Regions from separate parts of the Homo sapiens genome. Here all the other regions are linked to region 1. The links are chromatin loops, found by intact Hi-C in ENCODE. Cell type or tissue: mammary epithelial cell. All regions are shown on one strand. Links, peaks and the distances in the headings refer to the core of each region. The heading gives the core; the rest is flanking DNA.

Evidence for each region. Hi-C counts contacts between places; a loop is a spot of excess contacts. Peaks named below come from ENCODE experiments on the same cell type or tissue, not always from the same donor. Only the 100,000 strongest peaks of a DNase experiment are listed, where the experiment ranks them.
Region 2: a loop joins it to region 1, with 8 times the contacts of the local background. A loop is called at or near these places in 7 of 110 quality-filtered maps.
Region 3: a loop joins it to region 1, with 22 times the contacts of the local background. A loop is called at or near these places in 8 of 110 quality-filtered maps.
Region 4: it touches region 1 in a loop (15-fold over the local background); 52 of 110 quality-filtered maps call a loop at or near these places.

The regions. Positions count from the first base shown.
Region 1 is chr6:47,786,244-47,790,609 of GRCh38, forward strand. It overlaps OPN5 (opsin 5), which reads left to right. Exons shown (of 7, transcript NM_181744.4): 2 at 272-391. Among named protein-coding and RNA genes, the nearest start is that of OPN5, 6.4 kb to the left of the region's middle. In mammary epithelial cell, for the core only: a CTCF peak has its summit at 1,984 (motif pointing right); a DNase peak (open chromatin) is centred at 2,148; H3K27ac peaks cover 1,587 bases.
Region 2 is chr6:48,075,925-48,080,290 of GRCh38, forward strand. All of the region lies in intron 1 of PTCHD4 (patched domain containing 4), which reads right to left. Among named protein-coding and RNA genes, the nearest start is that of PTCHD4, 33 kb to the right of the region's middle. In mammary epithelial cell, for the core only: no CTCF peak of the experiment used is centred there; a DNase peak (open chromatin) is centred at 2,357.
Region 3 is chr6:48,474,409-48,478,774 of GRCh38, forward strand. No RefSeq gene overlaps it. Among named protein-coding and RNA genes, the nearest start is that of PTCHD4, 370 kb to the left of the region's middle. In mammary epithelial cell, for the core only: a CTCF peak has its summit at 2,043 (motif pointing left); a DNase peak (open chromatin) is centred at 1,043.
Region 4 is chr6:49,421,567-49,425,932 of GRCh38, forward strand. No RefSeq gene overlaps it. Among named protein-coding and RNA genes, the nearest start is that of MMUT, 40 kb to the right of the region's middle. In mammary epithelial cell, for the core only: a CTCF peak has its summit at 2,432; no DNase peak of the experiment used is centred there.

The DNA of each region.
Region 1 (4,366 bases), core at 776-3,275:
GATTCCCACACTTTCCTGAGCCTCGCGGGGAAGTTAGCGATGCCTTTTTCTGGGTAAGTTCAGTCTTATAATCCCTGACTCCTGCCCCATTGGCCTGTCACTCACAACTCATGCTTTTTATTTCATCTTCTTAATTTAGATTTTTTTATTTAGAGTCCTCTCACTACCCTCTAAATCTATGGTGTCCATTTTTGAAGTTGAGAAGTGTTTCATATCTGAGTGAACTCGAAATCTTAGTTTTAACGATTGGAATTTTTATTTTTCCTTGTAGGGATTCTGTCCACATTTGGAAATGGATATGTCCTTTACATGTCTTCTAGACGAAAGAAGAAGCTGAGACCCGCTGAAATAATGACTATCAATTTAGCAGTCTGTGATCTGGGGATTTCAGGTAACACAACCATGCTGTGTTTTCTTTGTGGGTTTAAACTACTCCCCATTCTAAAGTACTCACTGTCTCAAACGTCACCCCCTGACATCTCTTCCCTTCACATCTCCTTCCACTCTTCGCTTCACAAATCAACTTTCAGAGTTTTGTGGTAAGTCAATGGGGTGCTGTCCGGCTGACAAGATTATTCATTTAATATTTATTGAGTCTTTTCTGTGTGTCAGGCATGTTAGATGCTGAAGGCACAATTTGAAATAATATGTGATACCTCAGATGTCTCAAAGTGTAGTGGGCTAAATGATTCAGAAATCAGAAATCAGGAGGCAAATCCCAGGTCAGTATTTTAAGCTTCTTTACACCTCTTCAACCCTTATGGAAGTCTGATTAAAATAAACATCAACAAAGGAATCTTGAAGGGTAAATGACAGTTGAAGACAGTTGAAGGCAGTTGAGAGGTGAATGTAGGAAGAGGAAAGAGGTGCCCTGCTGATGATATATGTAATCATGACTTAGTGACATATCACAAGCATAGGAAGCTTCTGGTTCAGTGGTCCTCAAATGCAACTCACAAAATATCATCTGGGGAAGTTCTGAATTAAGTCGTTGAGAGTGTTACCTGGGCATCAGGATATTTAAAATGAGAATCTACAGGTATGTTAATGTGTGGCCAAAATTGAGAACCACTGGCTTCTTTTTCACTTCTCTAATAACATGGCAAGGAGTTGGAAAAAAATTTCTCCTTCACTATAATTCAATTTAAAAAATATGAACCATTTTAAGTAAATCATTCTTCACTTTCTTCTATACAACTTCAGAGTTGCTTAGATGGACTCTAATCTGTCTTTGAATCCCAACATCTGCTATTTAGCTTATGGTTTTAGGTCATTAGAGTAGGGTAATTTGTTTGAACAGTACACAGCAGCTCCTCTTACCATTAGAAACTTGTTAGTAGTTTCCCGTCAAAAGCCTCCTTTAAAAAATATTTCGTGTCTGGGCACAGTGGCTTGCACCTGTAATCCCAAAGCTTTGGGAGGCTGAGATGGGTATAAAGTTTGAGGCCAGGAGTTCAAGATCAGCCTGGGCAATGTAGTGGGACTTCATCTCTACAAAACAAATTTATCCTTGAAGTCTGGGTATTGGGTAAAACTAAACAAAACAAATAAAAAATAGCTGGGCACTTGATCAAGTTCAGGAGTTCAAGGTTGCAGTGAGCTATGGTACTACCACTGCACTCCAGCCTGGGTGAAAAAGTGAGACCTTAATTAAAAAAAAAGAGTTTTCCGATATTTGTTTCTCTCTTCGCAAGTGGATTTTTCTGCCGATCTCTAAAAACAAGGCTCAATAATAATCCTCCGCATTCTGAGTCACTCTTTAGCACACAGCAGATGTGTGCTTACTCAGAGTTTGGATGGTCTTGGTTATCTGGGAAGGCTTTATTCAGTATGGACCTGCATAAACATTATGAACGCTTATGGTGAATGCACACGCACATTAAGAAGAGCAAGACATGCCTGGTTTTGTGAAAATAAACAGGACGAACCCCAGGGGATTTGTGAGGCTGCAAAATGGCTGCCATTTTTACCTGTTGCCACGCGATGGCGCTGTCGCAACAGGAACGGTAGCTTTCCTGGCCAGCTCGCCTCGCGGGCCCCTAAGGTGCTCTACCTGGTATTGAGCGTAACATGCCTGAATGAAACATGTCATTCCAGCTACATCCTTCATCGGTGAATAATAGCAGGCTCATTGCTGAACTAGACTAGGCTTGAATAAAAATGTCCTTAATTGGCCTGGTGCGTTGAAATATGCTCTCAGCCAAGCAAGTCGGCTCTAGAATGGTGCAAACCACCTCATTACTCTGCTTACGTCTTCAGAGTAATTCACCAGAAACCACTTTCTTTCATACAACAGGTTTCACTAACCCAGATCATTTTTTTCAACTTTGGAACATCTATAATGCATTTTCCCTTCCAATAAACGTTAAAACTTTGCCTGCTTTATTTTTTTCTGGCTCAGCTATATTCCATTATAAGCACCTCCTGGAGGCCAGATGTATGGCATTTATGCAACTAATACTTGTTGACTAAATATCAAGGGCTCCCAGTCGTGTGTATTATATACACGTGTTATATTAGGATAACCTCTTAGGATAAAGTCGTGTTATATTAGGATAACCTGGGGGGGGGCGGTGGTGGTGTTAAAAATATGTATAATGCCTGAACTCACTCCAGATAAATAACAATATTGGGAGGTTTGTGGGGAGGGATGGAACCCTGGATGTTGATATTTCAAAGCAAAGCAAAACAATCCGTCCAGCGATTCTAAAGTGCAGCCGGGTTCTGGAAACATTCTACTAAGTGGAAGAGAGACATTCTAGATGACACCCCAAAGTTTAATCCAAAGCTCTACTGAAGAAGGAAGCCTGAAATCGCTTTTGCTAATCAGGATCCCAGGCACAACAGATGTAATCTTACTCCATTCTGTCACTTTCACTTGTCTTTTTGCTGCCTTTAGCACCCACCTGGCTGACACCCACCTCAAGCCTTTTAGTTTGCTGTTTCCTCTGCCTCTAATCCATTCCCTCCAGAAGTTTATTTGACTTCTTTCCCACTGATTTAGGTATCTACCTAAATGTCACATCTCAGAGAAGTCTTCCTTAATGTCTTTATGTAAAACAACAGTTTCCATCTACCTGCTTTCTCTGCTTTATTTTCCTTCATTGTACTAATCACTACCTATCTTTCTGTCATACCACATCTTATATTACAAATTTAGGTGTTTTTTTTTTTTGTCTGCTTTACCTGTTAGAAAATAAACTTGTCAGTCTTGATCTCCACTTTGTCCTCTAGCACCTTGCTCTGTGTTTCTTACATACCAGGCATTGAAAAATTTGTTGTTGAATGGAAAAAAACCCCACAAACCTAAATAGTTATTTTACACTCCATTTCCTTGTGGACTCATTGGAATTAGGAGGCTGTCATATGAGGGCACCTAGTCTAGCAAGCTGAAAGATGGCACTAACCATCTAGACAACTAGAGGAGACGTGTGTCTAGATTGCAGAAGGCATTCAGTGAATATGTGTTGATTCACCGAACTAACAGGAACTCCTGAATACTTTTGTAAACCATAGAGGAACACACCTGGGAGAGCTGGGAGCTAGCACCTGCAGGCTGTGAATGTCAGTTACTTAGCTTTCCTAAAACATTAAGGTTAGGGAACCTTCTTTTGTGATATAGATCAGTTAGAGGTTTGAAGAGCTTCCTCAGTAATTTTTTTTTTTTTTTGTGGGGGGTGTGGTGAGGACTGAATAGGGAGGGCTACAGGTTATGAGGTAAAAGTAGAAGAATGCTTTCTAGAAAGTGAAAAAAAAAATTCTAATGGAGGGTCAAGGAATAAATAGTTTAAATCCCAGAAATCTGGATCTGGTTGTAAACAGCTTGGACCTCACATTTACTGAAATAGCTATACCGTATTTGAATAAGACATAACTTAACAGAAGAAGAAAAAAAGAAACAACTGAAACAGAAGGAAATGTGGAAATCTGGTTCTAACCTTAACAAAAAGGATTTTAAAATAAAATTCCTAAACAATTTTTTTAAAACAGTGAATTTTTTTCTTTGAAAAAGAGCATGACTTAGAAGCTGAATATATAAAACAGGTGAAAAAAATTATCTTTCCTGATTGACAGAAGGTGGAGCATGGAACCTTGGTTGCTTAATATTTCTTTCCCTAAATGACCTACCTACTTCCCCTTCAGGGGACACTCTCTCTCTCTTTCTCTCTCTCTGTGTCTCTCTCTCATAGAGGAGCTCCATGAATCCTCTCTGGTCTAGGCATGAACACATGAAAATTGCTGGGCTATATAATTATCCTCCCTCCTTCACCTCCCCCATCCTATTGCTTCCCTGTGAATACTCAACTTTCTGGGGTTTCTTAAGGACTTTTTATTCATTGATAGTAACAAGGTAATAGTAAAAGAC
Region 2 (4,366 bases), core at 1,180-3,679, 290 kb after region 1:
TTTGCCACATCTCTTGACTTTTCCTTTCATGAAAGATTTCTCTGTAGCATGAAATGTTGTTTGATCGCATTTCACCCACTGCGGAACTTCTTTCAAGATTGGAGTCATTCCTCTCAAACCCTGTGCTACTTTATCAACTAAATTTATGTAATGTTCTAAGTATTTTGTTGTCACTTCAACTATATTCACAGCACTTTCACCAGTAGATGCCATCTCAATAAACCACTTTCTTTGCTCATCTATAGGAAACAACTCTTCATCCATTAAAATTTTATTTTGAAATTGCAGCAATTCAGTCTCATCTTCAGACTTCACTTCTAATTCTAACTATTTTGCTATTTCTACCACATCTGCTGTTGCTTTCTCCACTGAAGTCTTAAATTCCTCAAAGTTATCCATAAGGGTTGGAATCAACTTCCTCCAAACTCCTATTGATGATGATATTTTGCCCTTCTGTCATAAATCATAAATGTTCTAATGGCATCCAGAATGGTGAATTCTTTTCAGAAGGTTTTCAGTTTACTTTGCCCAGATTCATCAGAGGAATCAGTATCTATGGCAGCTAAGGGCCTTACAAAATTTATTTCTTAAATAATAAGACTTGAGGGTTGAAATTACTTCTTGATTCCTGGACTGAAGAATGGATGATGTATTAGCAGGCATGAAAACAATGACCATCTTCTTGTATGACTCCATCAGAGCTGGTGGGTAACCAGGTGCATTTTCAATGTGATAAAAGAAAAACTTACTCCAAATTAAATGTAAAGGAGTTTAATTGAGCAATTAATGATTCATGAATTAGGCTGCCCTCAGAATCACGGCAGATTCACAGATATTCCAGGGATGCCTTGTGCTCGGAATGAATTTATGGAGAAAAAAGGTAAAGTTATGTACAGAAACAGCAAGATTTGCTACAGCTCTGCGTTAGCCTTATTTGAGTGCAGTTTTAACACTCAGCAGTCTATGAGTGGTTGAAGTATGGCTGCTGGGATTGCCCAACGCTCAGCTATTGTTATGGGCGCATACTATTAAGTTAGGTTTTCAATTTTGTCTGACTATTAAGCTAGGTTACAGTTCATCCACAAGGACTCAAATATAGAAGTATGTAGCCCTACTCAGGCCATATTTAGTCTGCTTTAACAAGTGAGCAGTAATATTTTGAAAGGACTCTTTTTCTAAGTGATAGGTCTCAACAGCTGACTTAAAATATTCAGTAAAGTGTACTGTAAACAGATGTGCTCTTATCCAGGCTTTGTTGTTTCATTTGTTTAGCACAGGTGGAATAGATTTAGCATAATTCTTAAGGGCCCTAGGATTTTGGGAATGATCAATGTGGCACCAGACATATCTGCTCCTTATAAGAGAGTCCGCCTGTCCTTTGAAGCAGGACATTGACTTCTCCTCTCTAGCTTACATGGCATCTTCTTCTAGTATAAAGCTGCTTTGTCTACATTGAAAAGTTGTTGTTTAGTGTATCCACTTGCATTCATTATCTTAGGTAGATCTTTGGATAACTTACTACAGCTTTTTTATTAGCACTTGCTGATTCACTTTGCATTTTTGTGGAGATGACTTCTTTCCTTCAACCTCATGAAACAACCTCTGCTAGCTTCAAGGTTTTTATCTGAAGCATCTTTACTTCTCTCAGCCTAGCTTCCAGACTGTCTCAACTTTTGACATGCCTTTCAAACTAAGCTTAATCATTTCTAGCTTTTGATTTAAAGTGAGAAATGTTCAACTCTTCCTTTCACATTCTTGAATACTTAGAGGCCATTTAGGGTTATTAATTGGCCTAATTTCAATATTGTTGTATCTCAGGGGAATAGGCAGACTTGATGAGAGAGAGAGAGATGAAGGAGCTGCTGGTTGGTGGAGCATTCAGAACACACACAGTAATTTAAGTTTGCAATCTTGTATGGGTGCAGTTTAAGGCACCCCAAAACAATTACAATAGTACCATCAAAGACCACTGATCACAGATCATCTTAACAGATATAATATTAATTTAAAAGTTTGAAATGTGATATCTAGACACAAAGTGAGCACATGCTGTTAAAAAAGTGACACCAATAAACTCGTTCAATGCAGGGTTCCTACAAATTGAAGGTTTGTAGGAGAAAAAAAACACAATATCTGCAAAGCACAATAAAGTGAAGTGCAATAATATGAAGTGTGCCTGTAATAGAATTTAACTAGGTGATGATTAAATTTTCTCCAGCTGTGATTTTATGATATTCTAGACTTTGATTTCCTGGGATTCCTTTGCTAGGTTTGCCACATCTTAAAAAAGAGCAGCCTCTGATTCCCTACTCAAGTCTCAGTCTGTCTTCCCTGGTGATTCATGTATTTGCACAATACCAAACAGAGAGCCATTGAAGATTGGGAGTGGCCCACCACTCAAGAACACAAGCTTTGGCATTGGTCTGGAAAAAGATGGAAACTGTAAAAATACTTGGAATATTGTGGCCACAGAGGAATAGCTGGACTGAAGATTAAATACTGCCTGCCAAATTATAGTATGGTGCAGAGTCTTATTGGATCAATGCACAAAGATGACATGCTGCTTTGTGCACATTCAATTTTTAGTCATTTAAATAAACATTTTCTAATTTGGGAAGAAGTACAACAAATTTTTAAAAGCATTTTTAGATTTATTCTCTTCTTAAATCCAATAGTAATATAAGTTGGTCAGTTTTAATCTATAACATAACTGAAGGATTTTCTACATTTTTTTCTTCCTTCCTTTTTTCATTTTCTTCTTCCTTTTTTACCTTTCTCTCAGCAGAAACTCTTTTTTTTCTGAAATGTTTTTAACAAGGCCTTCTTCAAAGTACTCTAAAAATGTATCTCTTTCTTCTGGAAGAACCAGAATATATTTCTCTCTTAATGTTTGTTATGAAATTGCATATTTTGGCCGGGCGCGGTGGCTCATGCCTGTAATGCCAGCACTTTGGGAGGCGGAGGCGGGCGGATCACGAGGTTAGGATATCGAGACCATCGTGGCTAACACGGTGAAACCCCGTCTCTACTAAAAAATACAAAAAATTAGCCGGGCGTGGTGCCGGGCGCCTGTAGTCCCAGCTACTGGGAGGCTGAGGCAGGAGAATGGCGTGAACCCGGGAGGCGGAGCTTGCAGTGAGTCGAGATCGCGCCACTGCACTCCAGCCTGGGCAACAGAGCGAAATTCCATCACAAAAAAAAAAAAAAAAAAGAAATTGCATATTTTCCCAAAAGTGTATGCTTACATTCAAATTGGGTTGTTGGTTACCAAACTGAGGTTTTGGTGATGTTACTGTACCCAGAGAGAAACCTGCTTATTAAGGATGAGTTTCTCATTAATTACCTTGCATAGTCGTAACCATGAAAATGAATCCCGTTCCCTGACAATTCTCCCATCAGAGTTTGACAAATTAAAGAATTTTATGAAGCCTTTTCTTGAGCAAAAGTGGGCATCACACTCACCATTAAAGAGGCATCTAATGGGAAACCAACTGGGATGTTGCCACTTAATGGGCTCTGTATTTATCATTACATTATCAAATATCAACATTCATATCACTGTAAAGAAAACAACAATAGAAGAGTACAGTATTCCCTACTTCTGGTAACAGCATCCCTGGCCAAGTAGGGCAGAGGAGAAAAAGGCAGTGAGAAGGGGACTTTGTAGGGAGGGTTTGGCACAGAGAGAGTGTTCTAATCTAGTAGGGCGGAGTGTTTGACCCCTGACATTGTTTAGAATGAAAATACCTTGTGACAATAAAAAGCAGACCAGTGTTTAGTCTATTTTATTATTTCTTTAAATTTCCTACAGCCAGTGCTATTATTGCCTATACCTGGGGTGGAGTGCTTCCACCTCTCCACCTCCATGGCAACCCTTCATATACCACTGCTCCTAGGAGCTGAAACTGTGATTTCTGAATAACTTCCCATTCAATATTATAGTATATTGGTGAAGAGATTTGGGTAGAATTTATAGCCAATTTGGGATTATTATAGGAAAGAACTAGTTGCTCTTATACAATTCAAAACCCTGCCCCTTATGATGATTTTTTTTTTTTTTTTTTTTTTTTTTTTTGCCCTTCAGACTGATGTAGAAATTGAGAGGAAAGAAATAGAAGAGCCTAACTGCTGGTGTAGCAGAATCAGCAGATGACTTTGTTTCAAATAGAGATTTCTTGCTGGAAAAAACAAATTTCCTCAGAAAATATAAGTGAAATGATGTTAGATAAAAAACTCAGACTATGTTTGACATTCAAAAATTTAGTCTTCAGCCTGTCAAACAAAGTGAAGAATTCTACTATGACCTTGGCAAATATTCAGCCTTTTAGCTAAAAAAAAGCAATGTAAACAAAATGAGTACATATCC
Region 3 (4,366 bases), core at 699-3,198, 690 kb after region 1:
AGAAGTAGAAAGAGAGAGAGAGAGAGAATTACCATGTGACAAATAGGACAATCTCAGGGAACATCAGAAAAAGAAAAACTTCTGGGGGTTTCCACCTAGGCTCACTTAAGTAAATTTTTGCTGCCTCTCTTTTGGACATGCAAAGTGGGAAGGAGAGGAGGAGGTAGAGGAAGATGATCCAATAGAAGCCTCCATTAATTGTCCTCCCTATAGAAACACCACATTTATATCTACACAAAAAATACATTCATAAGAATCACATATCAGGTAAGCGATAACAGTGCCTGATTTTAACTTCATATCACTGAAAGAGGCACTAAAGGGAGTAGGAAAGAGCCTTGAACTTCCAACACCACTCCTCCCTCACCCAGCTCCCCTGCACCTGACAGTGGCCAGGTGGCACAGAGAAAGAATCTGTACACTCCGGGGAGGAAGAATGCAGTAACTGTGGGACTTTACACTGGAACTCAGTGCTGCCAAAACTGAGGAGAACTCAGACAACATGTGTGCAGGGACTATTTAGACTAATCCCAGCCAGAGGGCAATTGCCCATCCTAGCAGTCAGGCAGAACCTGAGTGTTGTCAAGTCTTGCTACTGTGGGCTAAAGTGCTCTGGGGTGCTACATAAACTTGAAAGGCAGTCTAAGCAGCAAGGATTATAACTCCTAGGCAAGTCCTAGTGCTGTTCTGGGCACAGAACCAGTGGACTTGAGGGGCCGCCAACTTAGTGAGACACCAGCTGGGGTGGCTAAAGGAGTACTTGCATCATTTTTCCCCAATCTCAGGAAGCACAATTCACAACTCCAAAGCAGACCCCTTCTTTCCACTTGAGGCAGGAGAGGAAACAGTAAAATGACTCTGCTTTGAAACTTGGATACCAACTCAACAGCAGAAGGATAGGGTACAGGGCAGAGTCATGAGGCCTTTATTCCAGTCTCTAGGGTCTGGAAAATATATCTAGACACACCTTGTCCAGAAGGGAACCTACTGCCCTGAAGGGAAGGACCAAGTCCCAGCAGGATTCCCCACCTGATGACTAAGGAGCCCTTGGGCTCTGAATAATTAGCAGCAGTGACTAGGTAGTACATGCCATGTGCCTTGGATGAAATTCTGAGATGTGCTGGATTCAGGTGTGACCTAGCACATTCACAGCTGTGGTGGCTATGGGAAGAGACTCCTTTTTCTTGTAAAAAGGTGAAGGAAATTAAAGGGGACTTTGTCTTGCAGCTTAGGTACCAGCTTGGCCAAAGTGGAGAAGAGCACCGAGAAGTTACTTGGGGACACTGATTCTAGGCCTTGGTTCTTGAATGGCATTTCTGTGCTTACCCTGAACTGTAGGGGAGTCCATTGCCCTGATGAGTGAGTCCTAGGTGTGGCAGCATTCACCAAAAACTAACTGACGAGCCCTTGGGGCTTAAGTGAACATCAGTGGTAGCCTGGCTGTACTCACCAGGGGCCTGTGGTGGTATGAATATGGAGAGAGACTCCTCTGCTTGGAGAAAAGGGAGAGAAGAGTGGGAAGAAGTGCATCTTGTGGTTTTGGTGCCAGCATAGCTGCAGGCGAATAAAGAACCAGGTAAATATCTAAGGTTTCTCACCCTAGGCCCTAGCTCCTAGACAGGATCTCTGGACCCACCTGGGTGTGGGGGAGCTCACTGCCCTAAAAGAAAAGACACAAGCCAGGCTGGCACTGCCACTTTATGATTGTAGAGTCCTAGAGCCTTCAATGAAGATAGGTGGTATCTAGGTAGTGGTTACACTGTGCCTTGGGCAAGACCCAGTGCTGTGCAAGCTTTAGGTCAGACCTAGTGCAGTCCCAGTAGTGGTGGACACAGGGGTGGTTCTGTCACCCCTCTCCCAGCCCCAGACAGCTCAGCACAGAGAAAGAAAGAGAGATTTCATTTTTTGGGGAGAAAGTAAGGGAAGACAACAAGTGTCTCTACCTGGTAATCCAGATAATTCTTCTGGAACTTAACAAAGACCATAAAGGCCATACCTCTGTGATGCTGCAGGAACTCCAGTGTTACTGGGGTTGGAGTGCCCCCTAATGCAGATATAGCTGCAGTGACTAAAACCTTAGCTCTCAACACCCAAGTGCCTTTGAATACCTGAAAAACTATCCCAACAAGAATGGGTAAAGACAAGCCCAGTCTATGAGAAGTACAATAAATACCTAACTTTTAAATGACTAGACACTGACAAACATACACAAACATCATGAACATGCAGGAAAACATGACCTTACCACATGAACTAAATAAGTCACTGGGAACAAATCCTGGAAAGACAGAGCTAGGTGACCTGTTAGAGAATGCAAAACGGCTGCTTTAGAAAACTCAAAGAAATTCAAGATACCACAGAGAAGGAATGAACAACTCCATCAAAAAAATTTAACAAAGACAGGGAAATATTTTACAAGAATCCAGAAAAAATTATGGAGTTGAAAAATGCAATTGACATAATTAAGAATGCATCAGGATCTCTTAATAGCAGCAGTAATCAAGCAGAAAAAGAATTAGTGAGCTTGAAGACAGGCAATTTGAAAATACTCAAGGGAGGCAAAAGAAAAAAGAATAAAAAAGAACAAAGTGTGCCTACCAGATCTAGAAAATAGCCCTAAAAAAGTTATTATCTAGCCTCAAAAGAGTTAATGGCCTTAAAGAGGAGGTAGAGATTAAGATGGCAGAGAAAGTCTATTCAAATGAATAATAGCAGACAACTTCCCAGACCTAGAGAAAGATATCAATATCCAAGAACAAGCAGGTTATAGAACACCAAGACGATTTAACCCACAGAAGCCTACCTCAAGCTATTTAATATTTAAACTCCCAAAGTTCAAGGGGAAAAAAAGAAGCCTAAAAGCAGCAAGAGAAAAGAAACAAATAGCATGCAATGGAGCTCCATTACATCTGACAGGAGACACCTTACCGGCCAGTGGAGAGTGGCATGTCACATTTAAAGTGCTGAAGGAATAAAATTTTTACCCTAAAATAGTACATCTGGTGAAAATATCCTTCAACCATGAAGAAGAAATGAAGACTTTCTCAGACAAAGGAAAGCTGAGGGTTTTTATCAACACCAGACCTGTCCCATAAGGAATGCTGAAGGCAATATTTTAATCAGAAAGAAAAGAATGTAAGTGAACAATAAGAAATCGTCTGAAGGTACCAAACTCACTGGTAATAGTATGTGCACAGAATATCACAGAATATAATACTGTAATTGTGGTGCGTAAACTCATATCTTAAGTACAAAGATGAAATAAAGAATTGATCAAAAATAATAGCTACAAGAACTTTTCAAGAAAGGAACTACAGCAAGATATAAACAGAAAGAGCAAAGAATTAAAAAATAGGGAGACGAAGTTGAAGTGTAGAGTTTTATTAGTTTTCTCTTGCTTGTCTGTTGTTTTATTTGTTTGGTTATGTAATCAGTGTTAAGTTGCCATCAGTTTAAAATAATGGGTTATCAGATAGTATTTGCAAACCTCCTAGTAACCTCTAATCTAAAAACATACAATGGATACAAAAAAAAAAAAGCAAGAAATTGAAACATACTACCAGAGAAAATCATCTTCACTAGAAGGAAGACAGGAAGAAGGAAAAGAAAAAAAGACGACTACAAGTATCTAGGAAACAAATAATAGAATGGTAGGAGTAAGTCCTTTCTTATCAATAATAACATTGAATATAAATTGACTAAATTCTCTAATGAAAATGTACATTGACTGAATGAATTAAAAATTATACCAAACAATCTGTTGCCTACAAGAAACATACTTCCCTTATGAAGACCCAGATAGCCTGAATATAAAGGGGAAGGACAAGATACTTCATGCCAATGGAAACCAAAAAAAGAGCAGTAGCTATACTTGTATAAGACAAAATAGATTTCAGACAAAAACAACAAAAAGAGACAAAGAAGGCCATTATGTAATGATAAAGGGGTCAAATCAGCAAGACGATTTAACAATTATAAATATATTTGCACCTACCACTGGAGCTCCCAGATATAAAAAGCAAAAGTTATTAGAGCTAAAGAGAGAGTTAGACAAAAGGAATTTTGGAAACCACACAAACAAATGGAAATAAAACAAAATGCTCCTGAATGACCAGTGGGGTCAATGAAGAAAGTAAGAAGAAAATTGAAAGTTTTCATTAAACAAATGGTAATGAAAACACAACCTACCAAAATCCATGGGATACAGCAAAAGTAGTACAAAGAGGGAAGTTTATAGCTGTAAGTGCCTACATCAAAGAAGAATATAAACTTCAAATAAACAGCTTAATGATGCATCTTAAAAAAATTAGAAAAACAAGAGCAAACCAAACCCAAAATTAGTAGAAAAAAATAATAAAAATGAGAA
Region 4 (4,366 bases), core at 1,061-3,560, 1.6 Mb after region 1:
AGGATAAAAGAAAATCATTTTGAATTTTGGCACAAAAAAATTCTTTCTTTTCCTGGATTATTCACTTTATGATCAAAATAAATCTTAGTCAAAGAGCTTAGTTCTTTGGGAGAAGTAGCTTTCTGTGCCAAATAGGAAGTGATTAAATTTTCTCACCTAAAAAAGGCAGTAAACACAGGTTATCTCAATTATTTGGCCTATTGCAAACATCGTCTCTATGATCTACTTTATATTAATGATGCTGTCAATCTAGATACATATAAGGCATGTCTGAAAAGTTTTACTCCCCCAAATCATAAAATCGTTTGCCAGTAGTCTAGTTATCAGATTCTTTTGTGACCAATAACGTATTTAATACAACCACCCCGGGTCTGAGTAAGGGTTTTACAAAATGGATTGAAAGTAAGGGGCCTATTGTGAGCTAACTTATGCTTTTAATAAGCAATCCTAAAGGATTTCAAAGCAGATCAACCATATGCTGTGACTTAGGAATTATCTCTCTAATCACAGAGGCCTTGGCCAATCCTAGGCAAAAAAGAAATGCAACTTGAAGTTAGTAAGCTAATTCAGTTTTTTAAAAAAGATATCACAGTAACATGTTAATAAATGATAAAATTCATACCCTATATTTTCAATCTTATCTCCTTTTATGAATTTCATGCTCTGTCCATTTAATCCCTGTCATTATTTAGGCTCCATATATTGTCTGTTTTTGAAGGTTTTATTTCTCTCACAGAAGAAAATTAGGAACCTGTTTTATCTTCTCCTCAAGGAAAAGAATCACGTGGTAAGCAAAGTTTTGTTTTCAAAGGTTGGATGTGAGACTGTTACAAAGTATAATAATAATTACTATAGCAAACATTTATTGTGGTTTTTACCACATGGTGCACAGTTCCAAAAAGTTACATGCATTGTCTCATTTAATTCTTGTAACAAACATTTGAGCTCTATTATTATCCCTTTTTTAAGACAAAAAACTGCAGCACAAAATATGCAGGACTACAACAGTGCATGTCGACAAAGTAAATGGCTGTCTCTGGAGTTGGACAGTGTATGACCCATGCACAATTAGCAATGGCCCTTGCAGTCAATGTTTTTAGAATTAAATTTAAATGTTCTGGCCCGGCACAGTGGCTTAAGCCTACAGTCCCAGCACTTTGGGAGGCTGAGAGGGATGGATCACTTAAGCTCAGGAGTTCAAGACCAGCCTGGCCAACATGGTGAAACACTGTCTCTACTAAAAATGCAAAAATTTGCCAGGCCTGGTGGTGTGTGCGTGAAATTCCAGCTACTCGGGAAGCTGAGGCACAAGAACTGCTTGAACCCAGGAAGCAGAGGTTGTAGTGAGCTCAGATCATACCATTGCACTCCAGCCTAGCTGACAGAGCAAGACACCATCTCAAAAAAAAAAAATTAAATGTTCAACTTAATATTAAGCTTTCTCAGTGTATTTGCAATTTTTTCAAATAATATTTTTATAGGCATAGGTACCCTAAACCAATGAGAATATGTTACAGGCAAAGAGGGCCATCTGCCTACTGTCCTTCAATTCTTGATGTCTAGATAACCATCTTATTCTGTCTGACAAAAAATTGCCACTAATATTGCTCTGATGACCATATGGTCTGATGAGAATGACAAAACTAAAATAAAGGCAATAGGACAGAATGCTTAAAGTCAAGTCAAGATGGTTCAGAAAACCTGAGAATGTCATCAGTGTGGCTCTACTTTTCTACCCCCTTAAGCAAGCTCAGGGCTCAGCTTTCCATTCACAGAAGGAATTGAACAGCAAAAATGTCTCTTTACTAAAGAGACATATAGCATTTACTGGGCATGTGTAGCTCTGCAAAATCACAGGAAAATCTTTGTTTTTATTTTCTAAAAGTAATAGCATATTAAAATTTGGCAAATGATAGTCAACCAATAAAAGTATATGGTATCATGAATTCATAGCATTTGTCTGAATTAATATTTTGCCTATGGTTTCAGAATCAAAGGGTATTGGAATAATCCTGCCAGAAGTTATTAAATTCTGCCTTTCCCTGTTTTTCAGGACTTCAGGGGAATTATGGTAAATAGTAAGAAGAGGTCAGTATAACAATAAGAGGTTTGAATGTAAATGGAGGAAACAGTTCATGGAGAACTAGTAACTTAAAAAGGAGTCTGTGTGAGTTAGGGATGGATTCACAGAATATAATTCAGTATTAATCTCATATTATTCTAGTATGACATGTAGCACAGTTCATAAACAATTATCAACATTTAATTTTATTGACCACAGATCAGAATTACAAAGGGTGACCTTAGGAGCATCTAAGTAAATTATTAAACAGACATGATTTTTCTCAGAGTGTTTATAGCACCTAAGGGTTTCTTGGATGGGCATCATTTCAAATACAGTGTCAGGAAAATAGAATAATCCTGAACTTAGGGAGACACCTACAGGTACAGTAGGAAAAAAAATAATAAAACGAGGATCTGAGAACCAGAAAACAATAGCATTGTGTTTAATTAGGAAAACCAAAATAGTTCTTCCTTGAAAACATTTTTGAATGCTTAGAGCATTTTTCATAATGATAAGCACAACATATACAAGGATATCTTAACAGCAAATATATGGTTTTTCAATTTTATCTCTCAACTTTAGGCTACTTCTACAATCAAACTTTGTCTAATGGCCTAAAAGACGACCCACAGTTCTTTGAAAGTGAGTTAGGATTTACTTATTGGTAGAAATAACATTAGTTGTCATCATTGTCATTATCATTATCATCATCTTCATTATCATTTTTACTGAGTGTCTACCAAGCAGCAATAAGTATATTTAGATATTAATCACTTTGGCAAGTTTTTTCTTCAGTTAAAATAAAAATATTTCTGGTAGAATAAATATATTTTGCATTAATAGACATTTTCACCATAACATATATGGTTTTATTAGATTCATTTTTAAGAATAGGTTTTTGACTAGTATGAAGTGCAGAGGAGTTTAAGGATGAGAATGGAGGGTGGCAGTGACATGTGGCATAATTTTGTTAGCAAATAGACAGACCTAGAGCTTTTTAAAAGCTTCTCCCCTCACCACCCACCCCCCATTATATGAATTCCCATTCTGTGAGATGAAAATCAAAGGAAGGAGTAATCATCCAAATTTTTTTATTGTTTTCTGTTACTTTAATTTAAATCTCCAGTTCCACGCAGGTTTTGCTCAGAAAGGACACCTCTCCAAAGCTCTGCTTCACTTCCTGTACTTAAAATATTTATACAATAGTTAAATTTTCATTACGTTACAGGAAGAGAATTTTCATGTCTTCAGTGCCCCCTAAACACATCATTCTGGTGCTCTTCTGGTGCCGGAAAAGCTCAGAGAGCTCTAGTATGGACACAAATTATCACTGAGAAAAAAATTCCCATCATTTTACCTTTTCCTGATTTTGACATTATACCAGTGTATTCAGTCATGAAATCACTGCACATCAAAAGAGGTCCACAGAAAACAACCAAAATGGGTGAGGGGATATAGCAGATTCCACACAGCAATACCTAAGGATCTAGAGACTTTTTTAAAAAAGATAAAATCTAGTTTCTGTCAAGCCAATCTTCCAAAATAAAATCATATCCTCTCCATTTCTGACGTCTCTCATCAGCACCTAAGCAGATAAGCTTAGATACTTTGAATTCTCTATTATATCACTATAACAGCCTTTTAATTCTTTTCTCCGTCATTGCCCACATAAAAAGCCATATTCTATCTGCTGTGCTGAAACAATCAGATTATTTCTCTGGTTAAAACTCTTATATGGCTCTCTATAATCTTCAGGATAACAATCCAAATTTCTTAACAGCATAAGCCTCTAAATAATCTGTTCTCCGCCTACTGCTTGGTTTCACACCTTAACATTCATTATTTCTATAAAATAATAATAATAGGAACACTAATACAATAATAACAATATAATAACTAATATTTACAAAGCCTGTATTATGTGCCAACCACTGTCCTAAATATATTGTTTTTATTTTGATAAAATATTTATATAACATACAATTAATCATATTAACCATATTTCAGTGTAGAGTTCTGTGGACTTAAGTGCATTCCCATTGACCTGCAACCATCACTGACATCCATCTCCAGAACTCTTTTTCTCTTGCAAAACTGAAACTCGGTAGCCACTAAAGAATAACTTCCCCTTTTCCCCTCCCCTCCCAGCTCCAGGGGACCACCATTCTACTTTTTTCTCTGTGAATTTGGCAACTATAGAAACCTCATACAATTGGAATCATACAGTACTTGTTTTTTTTTTTTTTTTTTTTTTAAACTGGCTCATTTCGTTTAGCAAAATGTCTTCAGGGACGCATGAGC